Linked DNA regions of Mus musculus: region 1 is linked to region 2. Evidence: chromatin loops called from intact Hi-C (ENCODE). Cell type or tissue: left cerebral cortex. All regions are shown on one strand. Links, peaks and the distances in the headings refer to the core of each region. The heading gives the core; the rest is flanking DNA.

The links. A loop is a pair of places that touch in the nucleus more often than their neighbours do. Peaks named below come from ENCODE experiments on the same cell type or tissue, not always from the same donor. Only the 100,000 strongest peaks of a DNase experiment are listed, where the experiment ranks them.
Region 1: a loop joins it to region 2, with 2.1 times the contacts of the local background. A loop is called at or near these places in 5 of 42 quality-filtered maps.

The regions. Positions count from the first base shown.
Region 1 is chr2:52,926,967-52,929,766 of GRCm38, forward strand. All of the region lies in intron 1 of Fmnl2 (formin-like 2), which reads left to right. Among named protein-coding and RNA genes, the nearest start is that of Fmnl2, 70 kb to the left of the region's middle. In left cerebral cortex, for the core only: no CTCF peak of the experiment used is centred there; a DNase peak (open chromatin) is centred at 1,158; H3K27ac peaks cover 868 bases.
Region 2 is chr2:52,857,698-52,860,497 of GRCm38, forward strand. It overlaps Fmnl2 (formin-like 2), which reads left to right and starts at 171. Exons shown (of 27, transcript NM_172409.2): 1 at 171-562. The coding sequence starts at 446. In left cerebral cortex, for the core only: a CTCF peak has its summit at 1,114; DNase peaks (open chromatin) are centred at 71, 454, 469, 1,108 and 2 more places; H3K4me3 peaks cover 2,325 bases; H3K27ac peaks cover 2,194 bases.

The sequences.
Region 1 (2,800 bases), core at 176-2,675, 69 kb after region 2:
CAAAACAACAAAAACAAATACCCTGAACCTCTACCACCAGAGAGAATTAGGAAGTCCTTTCGGGAGTTAAAATTGGAGAACCTTATTGTGCCTAGACTGATTGCCTACCTGCATGAAGCTGTACATTTATTAAAAAGAAATGCAAAGCTAATGAAAAAAAGGTGGATAAACCTGTATTAACCAAAGATGAAGTTACCAGAATTTTCTCTAGTTAGTAGCTATATTAAAGATCTAATTTATTACCCTGGGTATGGTAGTAAATGCCTATCAGCTGGATCAGGCTGGGTCAGGCAAGATCAGGAGGGGTTCAAGGTCAGTGTCAGTAACACAGTTAATTCAAAACTAGCCTGGGATATATGAGACTGTCACAAAAAGTGTGTGTGTGTGTATCTGTTTGTCTACCATCTGTCTGTCTGTCTGCCTGTCAGTCATCTGTCTTTAATAGAGAAAATTTTCTTTTCAAAGGATAGTCAGAAAGCTAGACTAAAATGGAAATTTACTTCAATATCTTTTCCCAGCTAAGTGGCCAACTGTTTTGATTTCAGTGAATTTGGACCACATGAACCTGCTGTTGTAATGGGTCAAAAAACGGTTAGGTTCACATTTTGACCCAGAGCACCTGTTAAGGAAACAGACGCAGGAAGTTTGGCAGCTAACTAACCTACTTTTCATCCTTGAAGTTAGTAGGGAAGTGAGGCAGAACTATTTTATGTAAGTATGCTTTCCTCTCTTCTTTTGAAAAGTTAATAAGTAGAAGGATATAAAGGAGATTGGCGAGTCTGGGTGACTTTTGAGGAGTGAGCAGAGAAGAAGACAATTGAAGCAGCAGTTCTTAAAACTGAGCGGTTCCCCCTGGGTTTGAACAGGAGGTTGCAGTGGAGACAGCTCTGTGGAAACGAAGGCATTTGCTCACTGGTCCTTTGTCTTAGTTGTCCAAGTGACATTGTGCTGTCCCTGAGGAGCATGGGTGTGCTGTTTGTCACTTCAGTCCTGTCACGCTTTAAAGAAAGCTGCTATATCTACTGTCCTTGATTGATGCTGCACCTAACAATAGCCCTTCCCCGTGAAACACTCCATTGATACGTTTAGAACTCATTACTGCTAATCAAACAGTAGTGGTTTTATTACTGTACTAATGGAGCCTGGTACTTGGAGGCTGGAGGCCAGGCGGGGGAAGGGAGCGGGAGGGCAGGACAAGTGAGTCCCTTTCCTCCATTAGCGATGTTCCCGGGAAGAGTACTCAGCCTGATTCCAGTAAGACAATGTGATCTAGATACACTGCAGGGCCCGATGTGCACATGGAAGGATGCACTAAACGAGTTATTTCTAGCAGGAAGGAGCAAGAGCTTTCTCGATAAAGAACCAGCAAGACAGCAGAGTTTTCTATGGTCTTTTCCAGTGAAGTCATTTGCTCTCCTAACAGTGCATGGAGGCTAACAAATGAGTTGTGAATGTTATGGACTCTGATGGACTCAGAATTAAGGTTAGCTTGGCAGACATCCACTGCAGGCCACAGGCCGGACTGAAGCAGCAGCCTCTGTCCTCCTTCATGGTTTTTTGATATAATTGGTTCCCTTCTCCCCTCTCTCCCTTTGCCCCTTTGTTCTTTACTCTTTTCTGTAGTGTCGCAGCCAGCCACCTTTGATGTGATTATGAGGTCTCACAGTTTGTGTCTCAGTGTGGAATGTAATAGCTAGGCTTCTCTAAACCAGATGTAGGACTCATTCAGGTTACAGTAAGAGCTGGGGAGTTTTTAATTCATTTTTGGTGAATCTGAGTTCTTCTCATTCTGCAGCTTCTTGCCATCTCTTTTCTTTGTTACTCTCGAATGAAGATTGTTTTTCCTCTCCTGGCTTGGGTATTGCTGATTCACACATTATTGGAGGCCATCATGATTACCTGGACATTTGCTGATTATCACCTGTCATTGGGTTTCCAAGCAGTTAGCTTCTACTTTGTAGTAGCTGCCTTGCTCTTCAGGACCTGTGAGAATCACGAGTGGGAATGTCATGTCCAAGGGCCTTGAGATCCTCTCCGACTTGACCTTGTGTGTCTTAAGCATAGAAAAATGTCATAAGTACAGAATACTATGGATTCAGCTGTGCTGAGGGTTGGTAGTACCTAGGACATCCTGAAATGTCCTGAGGAAGCCTAAAGTAGAGGTGTGAGCTATGTTCCCATGTGACAGCTGTGGTCTGTTTTGTTACTGTGTAAGTGTGCAACCCCAGAGATCTTTCCTGTAATTTGGGCATCCACTTCCCAGCTAGAGAGGAGTGTTCATCATGTAGGTTTTCTCTTGTAGACGCAGCTTCGATTTGCATCCAGATCTGGCACACTCCTGAGTAGGGATAGGTGAACGATATCCTTTTAGACTTATGTTTGCCACGGGCATGAAAACACTGAGTTTACTTTATAAGCTTGTGGGGGCAGAATCCTAAGTGTCTTTTGAAAAGCGATCCACTCTGCAAACATGATTTGCTTGTTCTATTTTCTCTTCCTGTATGTTCCCATTAGAAGGCAGATTTGCTGGTTTGTTTTTGAGGTGGAGGATACCAACATTGCGTCTAGGAGCACTCACCTCCTACCCCCTTTTAATGACAGGGTTTTACTGTGTGATCCAGGCAATCTCTGCACCCAAGCTCTTGCCTCAGTCTCCCATAGATGTATACTACTGCTCCTGGCCCATTTTCTGTCTTACATACTCTATTCTTGTTACAATGTCAAGGGTATCAAGTTTGTTTCTAATGAGTCAATTTCAAGTTCCATCTTATACTATAAAAGCCAGATGGGAAGATAATGC
Region 2 (2,800 bases), core at 57-2,556:
GCAGTCCGCGGGGCGGGTGGGCGGAGCCGGGCCGGGGGCGGGGGCCGAGAGGGGGCATTGTGTCGGCCAGCCGTGCGCGAACGTCCGCTCGCTGTGGGGCCGGGGCTGAGGTGTCAGCGCCGCTGCGGCCGGGGCGAGAGGCGGACGAGCAGGAGCGCGCAAGCGGCCGCGGGTGCCGGCGGGGGCGGCGGGAGCACCATGCGGATCGGCGCCCAGCGCCCTGCAGACCCCTCGCGAGGCAGAGAGGCCGGGGCGGCGCCGGGGCGGCGGGGAGCATGAGGACGGCCGGGGACCGGCTGGGTTCGGAGCTCTGCTAGGAAGCGGCGTGCGCTGAGCACTAACCGGGACGCGGCGGAGGGCGGGAGCCAAGCGCCCGGGGCTGTGGGCATTTTGGACGCGGACGCAAGGGGCCCGGAGCCAGCCGGGGCTCCGGCACGCAGCCGACATGGGCAACGCGGGGAGCATGGACTCGCAGCAGACCGATTTCAAGGCGCACAACGTGCCATTGAAGCTGCCGATGCCCGAGCCAGGTGAACTGGAGGAGCGCTTTGCCATCGTGCTGGTGAGTGAGTCCGCTGCGGCCGGGCGCGGGGCCCCCGTGGGGCAGGCGGCGCAGATGACCCGGCTCCTCCGGTCCCAAGGGCGAGGCTCACACCTTCCCCATTGTGGGCTCCCAGCCTCGCTTCTCTCAGCCTCCGTCCTTGCGCTCTCCAGGGGTCCTCGGATGGGGAGAGGAGCTCGGGCCGGGCTACCCCGGCGGCCACGAACCCATTGTCTGGCGGGAGCAGCACCTCGCAGCGCGTGTGCCGGGAGGTGCAGAGTGGGTGTGAAGGGAAGGTGGCTGGCCGGGGAGGAGTGAGGGACGGGCCGCTAAAGCTTTTTGTTTAAAGAATGAAAAGCAACCGGCAGACCCCGACCCTCTGCGTAGCATCCCCCGGACGCGCAGCTCTGGGCCTTGCGGGGTCTGCTGCAGACGCGCGCAGGTGGCTGGCCGCAGGCGCCGCGCCCGCACTCGGTCGGCCGAACTTGGAGGGTGGACCTCGCGGCTGGGCAGATGGACAGCTCCCCAGAAAGAGAAAGAGGAGGCCGGCAGCTGAGTGGCGCCGTGGTCCCTCCGCGAGGGGGAGGCATCTGAAACCCAGACGCGGGTGGGGAAGGCGGGGGGTGGGGGAGAAGCGCCCCGGGCAGGGGAGAACCTCAGTGTGTTCCCTTTGGTCTTAAATCTTAAACCACAAAAATGTGCAGTTTGGCTGGGACGTGTTAAGAGCCGTCCTGACTTCACGGACGACCCCAGTTCCTTCAGTCGAGTCCATGGCTCCCTCCCGCATTCCGCATCACTCAGCCTTCCCGTTCCAGCTTCTCAATCAAAGACTGGAATCCTCTCTCTCCGTTTCCTTTTGGGACTAAGTTTCTGGGCTCTTCCCACCCGGAGTCTGCCTTGCTGTGAGCTCAAAAGGGTGTGACGCCTTTTCCCTTGCCCCAGAGAGCGTCCCAAGTGCAGTTGGTTCCTGGTTTCTCAAGTTTTAAGATTCCACCTTCTCTTAAGGGGATGATGGGAAGGAAATGAGGCTGGGGGGTGGGGTGGGCGGACTCCTGGTCTGAGACTTGACACTCTGCTTCCCCCTTTTTCTAAATCCATGCAAGACAAGGCAGCCAGAGCCAGAGGAACTTGTGATGGAGCTGCCAACTCCTGTGTCTACCTGAGAGAATTTTGGCATGTAACTTAAGAACTTTGGGAGAGGTCTCAAGCCCTGGATCAAAAGTTGGTTTTCTGAGATTTGAATGTTGAGTGGGACATTGAAGCTGCCTTTCTTCATCCCTTGAAAGGAGGTTGCTTTGGTACTGGGACCGTGCTCTGTCTGGATGGCAGGTCGGCTCTGTGTGATCAGGGAGCACGGAGGCTGCAGCTCTTTGCAGCCCTTTTAGGCCCCCTGGAAGTTGCTGTGAACATGGGGGGAAAAGATGTGGCTGCCTATTTTGCTTTGCATGGCCTGTGATCTCCCACAGCTGCTCCCACGTTATGCAAGATGGGACGCTGTGAAATGAAACAGCCCAAGCTTAATTACTTCTCAAGGCAGTCTGGTGCACACTTGACCCGTCTTTCCAGAGACAAACGGTGTTTCTTGAAAACAAAAACAAAACAACAGACAAACAAACAAAACACACCAAAAAAAACCTGTTCCTGACAGACATAGCTGCAACTTTCTGGCTCTGGGTTTTCTGTTTTTACCCTTCATCGTGTGGTGTGGTGTTATCTGTCTGTCTGTCGGCCTGTCTGTGTGTGTGTGTGTGTGTGTGTGTGTGTGTGTGTGTGTGAGAGAGAGAGAGAGAGAGAGAGAGAGAGAGAGAGAGAGAGAGAGGGGGGTTGGGCAGCCAGTGGCACAAGGAGGTTGCCGCAGCCATGCTAATAACAATAATGCAATTAAGTTCTACTCAACTGGGAGAGCATTTTTTGCATGAGCTTTCAGTTACTCTGCTGATTAATAACACATGGTATGAATTAATCTTTAGGAAAATAATGCCCCTTCATTAAAATGGTGGATTTGTGCTCCCATTGAGTCTAGCGGGTCACAAAGTGAGTCTGTAGGCTTTTATGATTGTAAATCCTGGGCTCCTTGGGGGTGTCCGATGTTTGCTGTGGCTACTTTCACTCCATGGAGTGGCCCGCTGTTAGCTGGAAGCAATTGTTTTGCAAGCTGTTTAAGAGAATACTGAGTTTCTCAAACAAGAAACAAAAGCACAACATATGCTGACCTTTTTTGAGTAGTTCCAAGGCTTTTGGCATCCTTGCAGATAGGGA